Linked DNA regions of Homo sapiens: region 2 is linked to region 1. Evidence: chromatin loops called from intact Hi-C (ENCODE). Cell type or tissue: PC-3. All regions are shown on one strand. Each heading gives the region's core, and the rest is flanking DNA. Links, peaks and the distances in the headings are about the cores only.

Region 1 (9,430 bases), core at 681-8,680:
TCATAAAGCACAGCAAGAATAATTATTTCTACATAGGCCTTTTGGGTTGGCTTTGATGGAACTCTGTTCCACAAGGAATCTCAGATAAGACCTGTTAAAGCTGAGTCCAGCCATGGGTTTGTACCCTCAAATACCTGTGAGTTGGGTGATCCTTTTCTCTTGAGGTCCTAAGATAAACTTTGAGCTCCTGGACCTGTTAGAAAGTGACATTCTTTACTGACCACAAGTTAGGAACCCTTTGCAGGGACTGTGTAGATCAGTTATGAGGCCAGTTCTCCCCCCAAAGGGCTTTTACTGGCTCTGCCTGTCAGGCTTTAATTCCTTAAAGGGAAACACACCCATTCCATCAAAGCCTTGGTAAAATAACCAGTTTTTCCAATTGTGTCCTCTTGAAAAAGAAAAATGGATTCTTATTGCACTGATGCAAACAACTATATTGTCATAGGTTAAGAGTACTTACAGATAGTTTCCAAATTCTAGAGGAACCAGGCAGAGAGAAACAAACATGCTCCAAATTTTGTTTGCAGGAGTATACCTTACTTAATTATTAAAGGCCATAAATAGTTCAAAATAAGTTTCCTCAACTTTGAAAAACAAAACAAGGATCACCAATGTTTTAAGCAAAAGTCCAGAAGGTTGCTCTAACTTTCTGAGTGCAGTCCATTCAGTTAACTCTTGTTTTGCTTGATATTCATGAACATGCCAGTTCTTTGTGAGTCCTGTATGTATTTCTCTATTCCAATGTTATAATCTTCAAAGCTATTGGAAACCTGCATTTGAGAACACCTGTTAAAGTCCTTAATATATCTTGATTATAAACCATCTTTTGAGAAGGAACAAACCAAGACAAAAATTGTTTGCAAATTACAAAATTTCTAGGGTAATTACACTCAAAAACATGACGACAAAGAAGTTTAGTTATCTCCATAGCTTACAATAACTTTACCCTCAATTATGATTGATAGCATATATTCAGACAATAGAATTTTAGAAATCCCATACAATTTTATAAAATATATTAGTAGTATTCACCAAAATATAACTTAAAGAAGACTGGACATTATTTTGGCAATCTCATGTGATTAAAAATGTTAAATAATTCAGTTCATCTCTTTTCTGAATGTTGCAGGGGCCCTCTGAACCATCCAGAAATCCAGGCATCAGGAAAGACAATTTTGAAACTTGGAGTTTGATTTTGAGATGTCCGTTAAATGTTAGACGTTTAAAACACTTAATGTTATGAAATAGAATTCCAAATTGCCACAAATTATTTATTTTGCCAAAATAATGATTTTTTTAAAAACCCTTTTATTAGCCTTTACTATTACGTGAAAATCCTGTTCAAAGTCAAATTATACCCTTGCATTAGTTTATTAATGTTAACCCTGATTTGTTTAAATAAAACCTTATTTAAATTCCATCTAATCTTAACCAATTTGACCATGTGGTGAAATCTTTACAAACTCTATAACCCCTTTTGCTAAAGGCAGATTACCATCTTAGAACAACCTTTTTTGTGCTTTTATTTTAATGCTCAATTTATGAAAAGACCATATAATACTCCTTTGAATTTAGTTAATGTTTATATATTTTTTGTAAGATTAATTTTTACAATCTTTCCACAACTTACTTAAACGTTTGGCTTTATCTTATTAAATTTAAGATAATCCCTTATCCCTAGGCAAAATTTACATTTCCATGTTTCTTATAATCTTTTACTAAAAAACACATTTCACTGTTTTTATATGCCTTGCATGTAAAACTGTTTAATGATCTCAAATACATGCTGCACTCTTAAGTCTTAGCAACTTTTACTTTTGGTGAAAAACCTGGTTAGTAAGCAATTTTAATTTTGTACCAGCTTAAAAATTAAAGTCATGTGAACTAAAAAATATTTGATTTAAGTGCTTATTTTTCTTTAAGCCAATTAATTTGAGCTCTTTCTATATACATTACACATAACACATACATAGCACATACATAGCGACACAAACAAACTGAAGATTCAGCACTTGTAAGATTTTTCATCTGCCACTTTTTTAATTGGATTACTGGCTTCAGGGTGGAGCCCTTGGAGGAACAGGGGCAAGATAGCATGCAATTTTAGGGCCTAATAAGCAAGCATTGCTAAAGGCAAAGACAGATCCCCAAATTTAAGAACAGAGCCTTTGATTTTGAGAGGGAACTATCTGCTTTTAATTCCTGGGGTTTCATGAGAAAAACAGAGGTTTTTTTCCCAAAACGGGGTCTGCGGCAGCTCTTCTGTTTTCCCATGGAGTCCCATGCTACCAGAAGTTATCTTAGGGCCTGTCATGCATGCATTAAGAGTGACAAAACAAAAAATGGAGAAAAATAATTTGGTCAACTGAGGCCAAAAAAAAACCTTTTTCCAGAAAAACAAGATCCAAGAAGAGAAAAACATAAAGACCTTTTAAATATACCTATAACTTGAATATTCACTTTTAATTAAGCTGAGTGCTCTTTAAATCCCTTATTATTCAACTTTAGCCATGCCAAGCAGTTAAGTTTTCAGCTTTTGAACTTCATGAAAAGTAACCTCACAGGTGAAACCAACAAGCCTTAATTAGGTTATGACTTAACCATAAGTGTACAAGATATTTTCAAAGGAGGTGACAGGCAGCTTTTGAAACCATCAGTGCAAAATTGTGACTGATAGTGAAAGACTTCCAACTCAACCAACCCCATTTTGTTTCCAGCCCCCAAGCTGTCCTTGCCTATCCCTGGACGTAGACCAAACCAACTTTGGGAGGTGCCTGGTTTACAGTTTATAGTCTAAAACAAACATGATAACAGCCCTTTCTTAAGATATACTTCCCTCTTGCCTGGGGACTAGACCAAGAAACTAGCTACAAGATTAGAGTCACACAGCTGGAGGCTACAAGATTCTGACCCTCCCTTAACTGGTGTCAAGATCAGTGCTTAAGATATTTTGTAAACCCTGCCCTTGATGGATTAGCTGGCACCGCCCAGACCAATAAAATGGCTTATCTGATTTTGTGGCCCTCATCCAGGAACTGACTTAGTACAAGAAGACAACCACCACTGTAAAATGATGGAGACTAAAACAAAGTATTGCCACATAGTTACAGGTCATGTTCCCAAAGACATGAAACAAGACAGAGGCCTGTAGCCATGTTTGTTAACTGAAAATTTGTTTGACTGGCTTCAACAGTACGCTTATGGGGTCCTGGGCCTGCATTCTAATTTAAGGTATCCTTTATTTTGACAGAACCATACAGAAAGACACACAAAGCACACCAGATTAGCTACAGCTTAAGACCAACCTCACAAATCCTTTTTCATTAATTAAAACTTTACAGAGAATACAAACAATAATCCTTATTATCCCTTTTACTGGTTTGCACTGGAAGAGAGAAGCCAAACGCCCGACTGGTAAAAAATGTTTACCCTTTTGCCAGCATGTCAGGCTTCTGGTTTCCCTTCTCCCTAGCTCAACTCTAAGCCAAGCATTCTAAGGTTTGGAAAATTAACTTTTCCCAGGTTGGAAGAATATTATAAAAGAGACATTTGAAACTATGAAAGAAGGAAAAACACCACAGACATGAGTTAAATTGTGGAAAGCTTCTACACACGTATCGGGGTCTTCAGAAAATTGGCCTAAGTCTCCCTTTATTTGCTTAAGGTCCTGTAATGAGAAGGGAACTTGAACCCTCATGGGACCATTCCCATCAGGCATTTCCTGCAGAGGTAAGAGTGAAGAGGGGAGAGTAGGTAATACTGGAGATGCTGGAGCTGGAGAAGCTGACGGTATGATTGGAGGGGTACTGGAAGGGTTGAGACATTCAGTAGCAGTCTCAGATTGCACCTCTGGAATCTGCTTTAGCTCTGTGGGCTTGCCTGCCATGGGTACTAAAAGAGCTGAGTTGATTGTACAGAACTTGTAAAGGTCTGGGTTGTCTTGCAGGGCAAAGAAAGTCTGTACATAGGGGACCTCAGTCCATCTGCCCCTGCATCTGCAGAAAAGATCTAACTGTTGGATAATATTCAAAATCAAGGTTCCCCCCAGCCTTGGTAAGCCATGGTAAGAAGGCCATGCCCTTCTGCAACAGAATATAAGGTACTTTTTCTTAAAAGGCTCAGGGGCAAAAGAGTGCCAGTGCGTTAAAATACACTCCAGGGGAGTGTATGCTGAAGACAATCTGTTACCCATCTAGAAAGAGAAGTGGGAGAAGGCGTCCCTTTAGTCTCCTTCCCTTCCATATGTGACCCAGGGTGGAGAAGAAAACAGTGGGAGCATCCCCCCAACTATTTTCCCTCTCTGGTTCCTGGGTCCCAGCACCCTGTTAAATGTGCCACCCATGGCTACAGGCATGACCCTCCAAGCCATGACACCAGAGGAACTAGACTTTTGAGGCCTAGATACACTTACCCAAGTAGTCCTAGTCCTCTGACTATTATTTTCCTTTGACCTCCTAGACTTATGTGACCTGTGTGCCTCCCTCCAAAAAATGGATCTTGGGAAAGACTATATAAAAGCAAGGTTCCTTTAATGGAGGAAATTTGCTAGATTGCCTGCTATTATGGCCCATGCTAAAGCATCTACCCTTAGAAAAATGGTTCTGGTTAACTTCCAGACTTAAAATCCTCTTACTAATTAAGTACTGTCTTAATTGGAGACAGAACAGGTGCCTTAAAAGAACATAGGAACCAAACGGCTGTTTTTCTGCTGATGGGACAATATTAAAACTAAAATTTGGCTATGGAAAACACTTAACTCCTAACTGTTGAAGGCAGAGATCTCCCATTCACAGAAGTAGCATAAAGCCTAGTTTCCAGTAGAAAAGTGCAACGAGGAAAAGTTGTGAAACTACAATGTGCTGCAAAGCACCAGCAATGTGTCTTATGAAAAGGATTTCTATTTCCACTAGGTGGCACTGTTGGGTTAGAAATACCATGTGTTTGCCAGACGAGAGAGGAGAGTGAGAGGAGAGAGAGAAAGGAGAGAGAAGAGAGAGAGAGGATTGGGGGCGGGGTGGGGAGAGAGAGACAGAGAGAGAGAGAGAGAGAGAACGTTTATATGGCCTGCCACATTTGCTGATCTTTCCTGACAGACCTGATTCCCTGGACTGTAAAAATTCCTGAGACAGAGAGAGAGAGAGAAAGAGAGGAAGAGAGAGAGAGACGTTTATGCTGCCTGCCACATTTGCTGATCTTTCCTGACAGACCTGTTTCCCTGGACTGTAAAAATTCCTGCACATGGCATACACAGAGAGAATAGATATAGTGGTCACAGGTAGAAAAGAAATGAAAATCTGGTGACAGGATAGCTGGAAGAGAGCCTGGAGATTAAAAGACAGATTTGAGGTTGAGGTTCACTCCATACTCACCACTCCAATGAATGTTGTACCTTGGATTTCCGGCCAATGCACCAAAATGATATGGCTCCAATGAATGGAGAAACACCAGGGTCCTTTGTCTTGTGCCAGTTAGATAAACAACATGGACACACATGGAGTGGTTTTTAAGGAGCAGAAAGTTTAATGGGCAAGAAAGAAGAAGAAAGTCTCCCCCTGTATGGGAAGTGGGGGGTGGGCTCCAAATGGAGAAAAACCCTGTGTGCGGTGGAAAAGTAGTCGGTTACATTGGGAGGCTGCAGGAGGCAGTGTCTGATTTGCATAGGGCCCAGGGGATTGGTTTGACCAGATGTGTCATTCACGTAGCCTGCGAGAAACCTGGCCCTCCCACTCTGGCCTTTTAACAGGCCAATGCAGGTTGCCATGATGTCATGCACACATGGAGTCATCTGGAGGTGGCCATGACACCTGGCACACATGGTGACAAGGAGAAGAGGGTGGGAATCACCATACTGGATGAACCCAACTTCTAATTGCTGGCATTTGCATATCAAAGCTTGCTGGCCTGACTTTTCAAGCCGCTCTTCTATTAGAAAAGAAATGTTTCAGGAGCTGTTTATTTTAAAAGGAAAAGTCTTACCAAGGACTCCTTACCCTCCCTATCTGCCTAAAATAATTTATTAATATTCCCTGTATTATTCCCATTATAAAAGTGTATTCCATAGACACATGAACTGTCAGGGCACAGAGAGACCAAAGAGGTCATCATGCCTCATTAGCTCCAAGAGGGTGCATGACTCCCCAAAAGCCCACCATGAGCCATTCACTGAAATTAGAACCCCAGTCCCCTGATGCAAGCTGGTGCTCTTTCTACAGCATCACATCATCTCTTTGAGGAACAAGATTATTGGAAAAAAGGCACCAACTCGACTGGGAATTTAAGATCTGGGTTTGAGTACCAGTTCTCAAAAGTTCTGCTTTCCAATTACTTTTCCTTCATTAAGTGCTGAAAGTGAAGACTACATAAAAAAGTTGTGTGAAAGTGCCTCATAACCAAATTTAACACATAGTGGGTGTTTATTAATAAACGCTTTTTGAATCTGAATCCCTCAGGGGAGTAAGATTTGGCTAAGGTAATCCATGTGAACATATTATATCAAAGTGTAGTGTGATACAGAAATGGAAAGAATTGTTATATTTTTCGATAGTAAAACAAAGATTTTTTTTAGATAGGATTGCAGTGGATGAGGGAAGTTATTACTTTCCATCTCATGGACAAGTTGTGGCAGTATTTATGTTCTTAAACTACCATTGCCTACACTTCTGCATCCAAACTCTGAGCCCTGGACTTAAGCATTCATCTCGACTTGAAAATAAATCCATTCTATCTGGACCAACAGGAAAGACACAGCGTATAGCAAATATACTGAAATAAATAGCTTAAATGTTGGCTATCACTTGCTGAAAATAGCCAACCAAGCCAGCCTATCTCCAGAAATAATTCAATATGCCCTTGAAATAAGAAAATTCTGCTTAAAACACCTAAATATTTTATAGAAACCAAACTAAAACACATTGATACGATGATAAAATCTTACTGCCTTGAATCTTCTGTGAAAATACCTGTTAACATCTCTTAAAGCATTGAGGCGGAACAGACAGAAGAACTAACACTACTGGTGCCTGAATGCCAAGCACTCCACTAGATATTTGACATATACTGTCTCATTTATTTCCTCCCTTAATCCTGTTATTATCCCCATTTCAGAGAGGTGGGCAAATTTCCCCCTCTTTCATCCAGTTTGTAAATAATGGAACTAGAGTCAAATCCAGGTCTATTTTTTCCACTGTATACAATCAACTCAATAGAAGACACACAATCTCACATACACCACAAGATACACCTTTCTAGTGAGTTAGGCACAAAAGCCAAAGCAGAGATTTAAACACTTGGAAGACACTTAGGGAATTTGAGAGTCAATTTTGGAGCATTCGATTTTTGCTTCTTTCTCCACAGTAAAACGATAACAACACCTTTTGATATGGTTTGGCTCTGTGTCCCCAGCCAAATCTCCTCTCCAATTGCAATCCCTGTATGTGGAGGGAGGGACCTGGTGGGAGGTGATTGGATCATGAGGGCGAATTTCTCCCTTGCTATTCTCATGATAATAAGTTCTCATAAGATGTGATCGTTTGATAACTGTCCGGAGCTTCCCTCTTCTCTCTCTCTCTCCCTCTTTCTCCTGCTACCATGTAAGACATGGCTTGCTTCCCCTTCACCTTCCACCATGATTGTAAGTTTCCTGAGGCCTCCCAGCCATGCAGAACTGTGAGTCAATTAAACTTCTTTTCTTCATAAATTACCCAATCTCGAGGTAATATCTTTATAGCAGTATGAGAATGAACTAATATACCTTGGTACATGAAGAATTTTACAAAATGTTTTTAATAAATAGCATAGCTAAGATTTAAATCCAAGTTTTCTGACTCCAAGTCTAGCCCTCTTCCCAAGCAAAGGCTGACTAAAGGGACTCTAAACCAAACTTTGGATGTCTGAAGGAAGACAACGTAGTATTTTTGTTTATTTATTTTTGAGACAGAGTCTCGCTCTGTCACCCAAACTGGAGTTTAGTGGCGTGATCTCTGCTCACTGCAACCTCTGCCTCCTAGGTTCAAGCAATTCTCCTGCCTCAGCCTCAGGAGTAACTGGGACTACAGGCACACACCACCATATCTGGCTAATTTTTGTATTTTTAGTAGAAATGGGGTTTCACGATGATGGCCAGGCTGGTCTTGAACTCCTGACCTCAAGTGATCTGCTCATCTCAGCCTCCCAAAGTGCTGGGATTATAAGCATGAGCCACCGTGCCCTGCCTAACATAGTATTTTTGTAGTCTGGGCCATTACAACAAAATATCATAGAGTGGTTAGCTTATAAACAAAGGAAATTTATTTCTTATAGTTCTGGGGATTAGAAAGTCCCAGACCAAGGCACCAGCAATTTGGTGTCTGACGAGAGCCATCTCTTGTTTCATAGACAGCAATGCCTTCTCACTTTATTCTCATATGATTGAAGGTCCTAGCTAGCTCTCTGGCAAATCTTTTATAAGGGTATTAATCCCAGTCATGAGGACTCGTCACTCATGACCTAATTACCTCCCAAAGGCCTCCTAATACCATCACCTTGGGCATCAGGATTTCAACATCTGAATTTTCATAGGACACAAACATTCAGACAATAGTATCTCTGAAAAAAGAAACCTCCTTATTTACTGAGTAAATTCCCACTGAATAAAACAATTCCAACGGTATCATCTGAGGAATGCAGGTATCATAGATTGGTGTCTTGATGAGAAAATTAACAAGCAAGGAATAGTGATCAATTGTTTTCTAATTTCCCATCTATAAAATATATATTAGCTACTTGATAAAATCACCTAAGGCCATAAAGAGGAGCAAAAAAGGAACCATATTTATTGAGTCATAAAAGACTTTTTTGAATCTAGTAGTATCACTCTTGAGAATTGTTATAGGAAGAGGGGAAATGCCTAAAGGAAAAGCTACAAAGACATTCATTACAATGCCATTTAAACAGTGAAACGCTGAAAATAACCTACAAACCAACAATAGGGGAATTGTTAAATGAACAGTGGTATATCAACCAGATGGTATGTTACGTAACTTGTAAAATATAATATTTCTAAACACTAGATAAAGATAAAAAGTTCACAGTATACTAAATTTAGAAAGAAAAATGTCTATGCCATGCAAAAATACCATATGCATACAAGCAAAGTGTGGAAGAGAGCATTAAAATAACAACTATTGATTTGTAAGGGTGACGGGATTATAGGCAGGTTTTTCTATTCATTTTTTAAATTTCCAGTACATTTTTTGTAATATAACTTATTTTAAGTAGAGCTTGGCATTACTCTAAACCGACTGTCTTTTATCCAAACAACAGCAAGAGACAAGACATTTACAAACTCTGGGGAATCAGTATTTTTTTATCCATTGTGTGAAAGTTCTTGTAATTGATCTTGTCATTCAATTCAATGTCTCCCACATTTACAGATCTCTTTTGTTTCAAGGTA
Region 2 (9,430 bases), core at 780-8,779, 1.1 Mb after region 1:
AGCAATGTTCACTCCACTCCACACAGGAACACTTGAGTCCCCATGCTCTCCAAAGATCCACCCATGGCAGCTTCCAGAGTGGATTCCAAGCACTTGCACAGTCAAGAAATGGAAATGGGCAGTGTCCAGATTACAGCCATTTCCAATAATATGGGTTTTGAAAAATGTACTCAATTTCTAAGCTACATAAATTAAGATATCCACTGGACTGGAAACTATCAATTTGCAGCAGGACTATATTGAGTAATATTAGACATCATTAATTTAACGATGGCCACATTTAGACTGACTAAATTAAAGTGTTTCACCTTTTTCCTGGCATGCACCTGATGTGATAATCACTAGGTTGGAGTTTGCAGAGATGAGATAATCTTTGCTGGAAGCACTATCTGGCAGTTTTAGGAAAAGACTGCCATGTTTAAGATCCATTGTCTCACACCCTTCAATTCACCATTATCAACAGCTACAAAGGCAACTTCATCCCTCAAGTCTTTTAATAACATGGTGATTGCACGGGCCATGCTAACTGATCCAGTTCTTATAATGGAGACCTTACTGTGGTGAATAACCTCCTCTGAAGCAAAATTCTCAATAAATTCATTCTGGATAGTTACCATCACGTAACCAGAGGTGGGAAGGTTGGTTAAGGGCCAGCTGACCCTGTGATGTGCGTTCTCTGTTGGTGACACAGATTTATCCTGGGGCCAAGAAAATTTACTCCCATAGTGCCTACGCTCCAGCTGGACCACAGAACTCCTGCAGCCCACCTTGGGGATACACACACAAGAGGTGGATGGAGCAGAGAATGGAAGAAAGTGGTGGGCAAGCTGCAGGTTGAGCTTGCTGGGGCAAGCCGAAAGAACCTGTTTGAATGTTCAGTGCCTTTCACTTTACTTCAGCTATTGCAGTTACCAAGCAAGGCCATGCTTAGCTCCCTGCACACAGGCCTCATGGGGGCCTCTGGAAAGTGCTTCTGATGTCTGCTCAGATTAAAGCAGTAAAAAGGCTTCTTCTTTAGCTCTGTGTGAATCCTGGAGAATACAAACAAGTATTCTCTTCAATATCTGACATGGATAAGAGGCCAACCCAGATCTCTGGAATTACTCATTTCCTGTTTTTAGTAGGTATGCCAAGTCGGACCCACTCTGGCTCCTGAGCCTATAGCTTAAGCATCACTGTGTCTAATTCCCTCTCTTTCTCTCTCCTTCTTTGGGACATTTCACTTTGCCCTTCACCCTCTAATATATCATGTCCAGGAACCTTAATCCTATTCTGTGGCTTCTTGATATCTTTATAAAAATGCAGCAACTAGAGTGGAACATATAGCTTAGATAGAGTCTAACCAGTGTGGAGACAGAAGGATGTCTCCTTCCCACATTCCAGGACTACATTTCCGTAAATAGGCTCCAGCCTATTAGCCTATTGGCAGCATCATCAGATGGCTACCTAAAACCACAAGATCTTCTTTTAAGGAGCTGTTGCCATATGTCTCCATTCTAAACTGGTACAATTAATTTTGGAACCTGTATTTTCCCAGACTGTCTGTCTTAGCAGAGAATTTTGTATGCCTGGTAAATGTAAGTAGTTAATAAGTATTTATAGGATTTGTGTCAATATTTTGCTACCTTATGGCTACTTACTAGCTTAATGCCTCTGAACCTCAGTTTTTTTTCACTGGAAAATGGGAAAATAGTATATTCCCTGGTAGTGCTACAGGAGGTTCATATGAGATAATACATGCAGTGTAAGGTGATGTTATTATCACAGAGAATCTAGGTTTGAATTCCACACTAGAAAGGTAATTATAACTACTAAACCCATAATCACAGAAACCACAGCCTACAGGTCCTATAACTATCCCAAACATAAGATTATATGCCCAGATTTCAATCAGAAAACATTTTACAATTCCTTTCCCCCAAAGGATGTTCAACGTTTGCTTTCATTGCCCTCTAGTGGTTGCTATACAAAAGATATAACTACATTTTGTTTGTTTCTCATTTTGATTTTTGAGATGTCAGACACAATATCTTATAAATATTCTTCAAGTTTGGTTAGGTTACACACATTCCTGTCAGCTGGAAACCTTTAAATAATCAGCCTATAGGGACAGTACCTAACATTGTGTCCTGCGCAATACAGGTGTATACTGCCCATGCATTGTTGGCCATGCATTTATTTTACTAGATCTTTACTCAGAATCTACTGACTTAAAATAGTAATCTAGCTTCATTCATTCATTATATATTTATAAGATATATTATATGTCAGGTAAACAAGACAAGCATTGTCCTGGCTTACAATAGAGTAAGGAAAATGGAGTACTAAACATGTCTTTAAAAATTAACATGGTAAGTGCTGTCATAGGAAGAGTATGGGATATACAAAGCACATTAAGAGGGGTACCTAACTTGGAGGTGCTTCTGTGTGTTTTTGGAAGGTGAAGTGGGAATGGCAAGAGAAGGCATTTAGAGAATATAACAATCTAAGATTTGAAGGATGAATAGAATAGAAGAGTTATTCAGAAGAAGGTGGGGTGGGGAAAGTTTTCAGGAGAGGATACAATGTCAGATATAGTTACATGACAGAGAAAAGACTGACTTTTAGAGATATGGCTGGACAAGTTAAGAGAAGCTATATCGAGGAATTGAGACTTTATTTGGATGGTTAAGTTATAACCAATGGACTCTGAAAAAAGTATGAATGTATGCCTTTAATTTTAATTTCTGATTTTAAAACTTTTATTATTTAAAGGGAAGTCTTAGGCTGGGTGAGGTGGTTCACACCTGTGATCCCAGTGCTTTGAGAGGCTGAGGTGGGAGGACTGCTTGAGGCCAAGAGTTGAAAAACAGCCTGGGCAACATGGTGAGACCCAGTATCTTAGAAATATTTTAAAAATTAGCTGTGTATGGTGATGCATGTTCATAGTCCTAGCTATTTGAGAAGTTGAGGTGAGAGGATTGCGTGAGCCCAGGAGCTCAAAGGTTTAGTGAGCTATGATTGTGCTACTGCACAATCTAGCAGCAGTGAGACCCTGTCTCTAATTAAAAAATAAATAAATAAAATAAAGGGAAGTCTTTATTCATAACTAACATACGTTTAGTCATAACTAATAAAAAATTAATTGTTCAAAAACCCTTCAGTGCATCCTTTTTATCACACAAAGTTCTCTCAAACACATACATTCCTAGCATATTGGAGCTGGAAGGGCCTTTAAAGATCCTGAGTCTCCGTCTTTTCACTTTACAGAGGAGTGAGAAGATCAGGAGTTTGTTCAGGTTGTCCTGAGTAACTGAATTGTTGCTCCTGGGAGCTATTTGCTTTTCCTAGCCTAGCCCAGTGCTTAAACTCCTCATCCCGTTTATTCAGAGGCCAAATAGTCTCCTGCATCTGGTGTCTTGTTGGTCTGGGCTGTTGATAATTCTTGAGCACTCCTGCTTTTCAAAACTTCTGCATTGGACTTCATGTTCTTCCTTTGTGGCCTGATGAAAAAATCGTTTATCTTAGACTTGCAGTGAGGATCTGGGAAGGTCTTTCCATTACCAAGGAAAACATGAATCCTCCTCAGAATACCTGGTGAGGTTTTGCCTTTTCTATGGAACTCCCTTGCCTCACTGTACTTTTCTTATAGTATAATTCGGGGTGGACCTGCTTATTACTTCTGTTAGACTATAAGCATCCCAAGGACATGACACATGGCTTAGTCATCATTACATTCCACATAGCAAGGTGACATAAACACAGAAGCCCCTATCAAGTTCGTTGTAGACAGGGATGAGAGGATACATGAATAAACAGAGGAATGGAGTGGAATATCTTATTTCCTGACAGGAGGTTTAAATCTATGTTAGTAAGGGTATGAAAGCTATATATATTTTTTCCTTCAGGGAAAGATGGTGAGCCACCCAAGGTGAAAAGAGAATCTCTGACAAGCAAGCAAAAATTAAGGTTGTACTCTTTGTCATAAGAAATGACTATGAATATGAACGTAAAAAGACATTAGAGAAGAAAAGTCAGGAAAAGGGGAAAGATAAATTTGGGTAGCATAAGAGACTGCCCAAAGGACTTTAAAACCAGAGATACCTGACGTTCATTTTTAAGTTTTTACATGTTTATGCAAATCCACTGCCATCTTTTTGAGGCATAAGTCCTGTCTGCTACACACAAAGGAGATGCTAAGGAACACTTGCTTGCCTTTATGTTAGAAACAGAAACAGTGTGATTTTTTCTGATGTTCTCAATTACAGAGTCTACTGACTCAGGTCTATATGTGCCTGATGATGATCACGAGCCCCATCAACAAAGGGAGTTCCCGCTCAGCATGGAGGCAGACCCTCCGCCAAATGAAAGAAAAATGTAGGCCAGGTGTAGTGGCTCACACCTGTAATCCCAGCACTTTGGGAGGCTGAGGCAGGTGGATCACCTGAGGTCAGGAGTTCGAGACCAGCCTGGCCAACATGGTGAAACCCCATCTCTACTGAAAATACAAAAACTAGCTGGGCATTGTGGTACATGCCTGTAACCCCAGCTAACTGGGAGGCTGAGGCAGGAGAATTGCTTGGACCTGGGAGGCTGAGGTTGCAGTGATCCAAGATCATGCCACTATACTCCAGCCTGGGAGACAGAGCAAGACTCTATCTCAAAAAAAAAAAAAAAAAAAAAAAGAAGAAAAGAAAAAGAAAAGAAAAAGAAAAGAAAAATATAGTCTTCATTCTTCTTAATTCTATCATAAATCTGAGAGTAGAATAATAAAAGTACATGAAAAACTACCCATAGCTTAGTATAGTTTATGTTACACACAAAACCTGAGAGATATAGGCAATAAATGTTCCTGGAATATGTTTTACAGCAACATTGGTCCATCAGGAAAGTTTCCCTCCAGGAAAGATTCTGAACATAGAGAAATAACAAGAAATCAAATTATAAGGAAGATTAACTATTGACCTTTTCCTGACCCCTCTATTTCTCCCCTTCAAGCAGGAGAATTATAGGTCAGTCCAACGTTGAAGAAGGAGTAACATTTCTCATTTTGAGCTTTCTCAAGAAATCTTGGCTATCAGAGCTCCCAGCTGATTCCTAGTGGTTTCTTATGTTTAAATACAGGACCCTCACAATAATAATAATAATAATAAACAAAGTCACAAATGTTACTTTCAGGTTTGAATTCCACTTGAATTCATTGAGTTATATTTTAAAAAGCTATCATTATGATAACCAGTTTTAATACTGTGATCAAATACAATCACTAGTATGAAAACTGGGCAAAAGGCCACATTCCACTAGTGTCTCCAGTTCAATGCAAAATCTTTTACTGCCATCTTGTGGATTTTTAGGAAATAATCCCAGTCACTACATATTATTTATTGTCTTACGGGAACAATAGGTTCATAGGCCAGTTTATGAAAATAACTGAAAAAAAGTATAAGAAAAGAGCAGCTAAATAGTCAGGTTTCCATCTAACATTATCACTTTGTATTCTCTACTAAGCATCTCTGAGGCTTGGTTTCTTCATAAAAAGTTGTTATTATAATAATACCATCCCCTGCCTGTCTCAAGGTTGCCATAAGAATAAAAATTTTAAATTGCTCCATAAATCAAAAGTACTATTCAGAAACAACCAATTATTATCAATGCTATCAGCCACATTATTAGAATGACGATACCTAAGCATTTCATATGTAACAAGGTAAACTATGGTTCAGGCTGAAAAGTCCAGACCTTGGTACCTGCTTTCAGAGTGATTTGTCTCATCTTTTATGGCTTTCAGGGCAAGAAAATGGATGTTTCAAATGAAAATATTCCCTGGAGATAGTTGTTCCTGGGGCAGAAAATACTGTGGGCCTGACAACTGAGGAAGGGAATATTTCCTTTTTTACTGATTCACTGATGAGCAAGTGAGCCCCGACATTTGAAAAGCACAGCAAATATGTAGTATAGGAACAGCTTTTTCCAGTGAAAAATGCTACCCCTGGGATCCTATCTACTGATCCATATTTAGTTATTCTCTGGTAAGTTATTCATCCAGGATTTCTCTCTTCCAACCAACCGACACTTAAACTGGAAAACCAGGCAATAGGTTGGCTCATAGATGTCACAGACAACTTAAAAAAGAATCTTCTGAGAATTTCAGGGAAAAAACTTAGAACAAAATCTCCAAAAGCTTTCCTTTCCCATTAGCGAAGACTTCAAGTTCTTTCATCTAATTTATTCATCACCTATGAACACCTGTGTGTGCCTAGCACTGGGTTAGGTTCTGGGATGCAATGATGATGCAGACATAACGCTTATGCTTACTGACCTCCATACTAGCTGGAAAGTTCACATCTCATAACTCATGATATCTGCTGCTTCAAGCTCTGCAGTTGTTCAGAACCTGAGCAGAGAAAGGGCCAATGCTGCCCTTGGGAATTTGAAAGAGAGAAGCAGCTCATGTATGAGCAATTTGCTGTTAGAGGACGCTCATCGACTCTCCACTTATGTCAGCTGTTGAGAGCGGTCATTGCATGTGGTGGAGTGAATGGTGTCAGAAGTGGTGATGGTGATGATGAAGAAGATAAGATGATACTTGGAATTAAGAAACTTATTATGGATTTTTTTTAGATGAATGGATTTTAAATAATGTCAGCGTGAGAAGAATAAGTCATAGTAGTTGTTTCTTTTTATCAATCTGCCATGCATTACGACCATGTTCATATCTTATGTCTCCACTAAGCTATCAGCCCCTGAAGGTGAGAACAATGTCTGATATACCTCTCTATTTCCTATAAACACTAGAATAATATTTGACAGTCATGTTTTCATTATTGAACACTTATAAAGTGCCAGATACTTTTCAAAACTCTTCGAATACAGCAATAAACAAAATAAATCAATAAGAGATATTCAATAAATCAAATAATTAACAAATAAGAGTCACAGCCATACAGCCAAAGTGTTTTCCACTTCTTCCACTTAATATACATGTATATGAATTGCTAAATAAATCACCAATTTCCTTCTCTCTACTGAATCATTTCCATCAACATATAAACACTGTTACAAAAAACAAACTCTACCCTCAAGTTCCCATTCTATTGCATTCCTCTCTAGAGCAAACTCAAAGGAGATAACTCTTCTCCTTGTCATTAAAAGAGGGAATTTGGATGGAAAGGCAGGAGGAACTTGTCGAAAGATATTAAGTGGAGGAGTAACATGATCAAAGTTGATAGAATCTATGGAGTTGGTGTGAAAGATGAAAAAAATACTGACTTTGAAGCTGGGCAGACCTAGAGTCCAGTCCTTTTACTACAGTCTGGTCTTAACCAAATTATTTAACCTCTCAGAATCTCAGAACTTTGACCTGCAAGATAATAGTAATCAAACCATTTGAAGTTCTTACTAGGTAGGAAGCACACAATATGTCTCTCATCCTTTGTCTTCAATTCTTCTCCTTTTATTCTCTCAGGCCTAGGCTCCTCCCACTAGAGGCTTCTCTCTGAAATAATTTCTATTGTTTAAGAAGCACTTATGATCCTTAAGATACTAGACCTAAAACATTCCTCAAATAGAGCTCAGTGAGCCAAATAATCCCCGATGGTCATTTATCATTTATCTACCCAGTGTTCAGATATGCTTCTTATTTGGGGACAATTCAAGACAGGAAGGAGGCACAGCCTTACCCCCATTAGAGAAGCTGGAGGGGGCAGCTATTCCCTTTTCCCACCCCTCAGCAGCTACAACAGGGCAAGTCAAGCAGATGTTCCAGTTGGGAATTTAGCATCCCCACACTAACGTGTAAGGTGCATGGAGAAACAGAGATTTTTCATGGCAGTGTGGTTTGGCTATAAGTGGCCAGTGGTGACAGCCCAGCACCCTTAGTAGGAGGATTTCCTCCTTGGCCTCTGAGCCTGGTTCCTCAGGCTTCCTGAAGAGCTTGTAGACTATCTGTTATTTCTCCAATAAATTCTTTTTTTTCATATAAGTTACCTGGAACTGACGTCTGTTGTCTGGAGTCAAGAACTCCAGGAGGTAAATTCACCAATCAAGCTCCCATCAGGTATATTCCTAGAGTAGTTAGCGTTAGAGGTAAGGGAGCTTGTCATGAAAGAAGGAGGCCTATACCTAGAGTCAAACAGGCTTTGAGTTAGAAAACTGTTGAACCCTTCAGTTTCTTCTTGAATAAAACAGCAGCATGATCACTTTCCTACCTATCCTGAAGGTACCCTATGAGGATCAAATGAGATAATCACAGTGAGATACTTTATACATATATATGGTAATGCAAATCTAAGGGTTATTAGAGATTAGCTAATAAAATAGGTTATTCTGAGGCCCAAACAAATTGGACTAAAAATCAGTCCACTTTTTGACTCAAAAGAGATTTCAGGAGGGATGATCAAGTCGATGATCACTCCTTCTTTAAAACTTGAGAACTCTTTGCACGATTTCCCCTTTATCTGTGATCAGCTGTTATACCACAGTTTAGATGTTTACATAGAGAAGACACTTTGAAACTTGTATAGGAAGTCCTTGCTACCCAAATTTTTTGGAAGAAGAGAATATGTCATAAACATATTTTAAATGATCATCAAGTATTTAGCATTTAATATGTAATAGAATAGTTAATTAACATTTTTCTGATCTATAGGAATTCCTCTTAGTCAATTAGGAAATGATCTGTCTGAATTGGAAATATATTCCATTGGCCAGAAATCTAAAAGCTTTAATGTATTCTGAATCTTCAGGACAGAAGGGATTAATTGGCCAGAGCGCGAGATGAATAAAACTGAGAGGGGTCCTAGGATTTCCAACTGCCTTCAGAGAAGTGGGCAAAGATGAGTCATTCATTCATTCATTCATTCATTCATTCGTTCATTAAACATTTGCTCAGTAGCTCCGTTCTAAGTTAATCAACAAGGGAGCAGAGATGAATAAAACACAGTTTCATCCTCAAGGGAAGCTTCAAAGGATCTGAACGTTGCTTCTAAGTGCCTCAATCTTACAGCCTTCGTATACAATGGCTTCCTGTGGTGACTCATATGTCTCCTTTTAAATGCTCTTTTTTTAGGCATTTATGCTTTTTTCATTAACTAGACTTTGAGTATGGACTGCCTCAGACATAAGTAAACTGCCAAATTCAATTCTTTGGTGAAGGCCTGCATCGCAGAAAGAGCATAGCTTTGAAATCAGAAGCAACAGTATTCCAAATACCACCATCATTACTGATTATCTGTGTGATCTTGGACAAATTATTTAATTTCTCTGAGCCTTCAATCCAACAAGGTTGTTAGGACAATTCAGTGAAATCACAGCGCAGTATCCAGCAAAATGCTTTGTGCTGAGCATATATTCAATAAAGGTTAGGCATTTTATCTCCAATTCTCTACTGGTTTTGCTTTCTAGGGGCCCTCTTTGTTGGGAAGTTTCCCCTCCAGAATCCTTCTTACTTCCC

The links. Hi-C counts contacts between places; a loop is a spot of excess contacts. Peaks named below come from ENCODE experiments on the same cell type or tissue, not always from the same donor. Only the 100,000 strongest peaks of a DNase experiment are listed, where the experiment ranks them.
Region 2: it touches region 1 in a loop (9-fold over the local background); 20 of 110 quality-filtered maps call a loop at or near these places.

Annotation. Positions count from the first base shown.
Region 1 is chr11:82,677,481-82,686,910 of GRCh38, forward strand. No RefSeq gene overlaps it. Among named protein-coding and RNA genes, the nearest start is that of FAM181B, 52 kb to the right of the region's middle. RefSeq lists silencers at 2,854-3,054, 4,747-5,041 and an enhancer at 4,747-5,041. In PC-3, for the core only: a CTCF peak has its summit at 4,919 (motif pointing right); DNase peaks (open chromatin) are centred at 2,981, 4,941 and 5,201; H3K4me3 peaks cover 368 bases; H3K27ac peaks cover 1,426 bases; H3K27me3 peaks cover 670 bases.
Region 2 is chr11:83,814,829-83,824,258 of GRCh38, forward strand. All of the region lies in intron 17 of DLG2 (discs large MAGUK scaffold protein 2), which reads right to left. It also overlaps the pseudogene LDHAL6DP. Among named protein-coding and RNA genes, the nearest start is that of DLG2-AS2, 180 kb to the left of the region's middle. In PC-3, for the core only: CTCF peaks have their summits at 1,946 (motif pointing left), 2,157 and 5,319 (motif pointing left); DNase peaks (open chromatin) are centred at 3,723 and 5,303; H3K27me3 peaks cover 1,358 bases.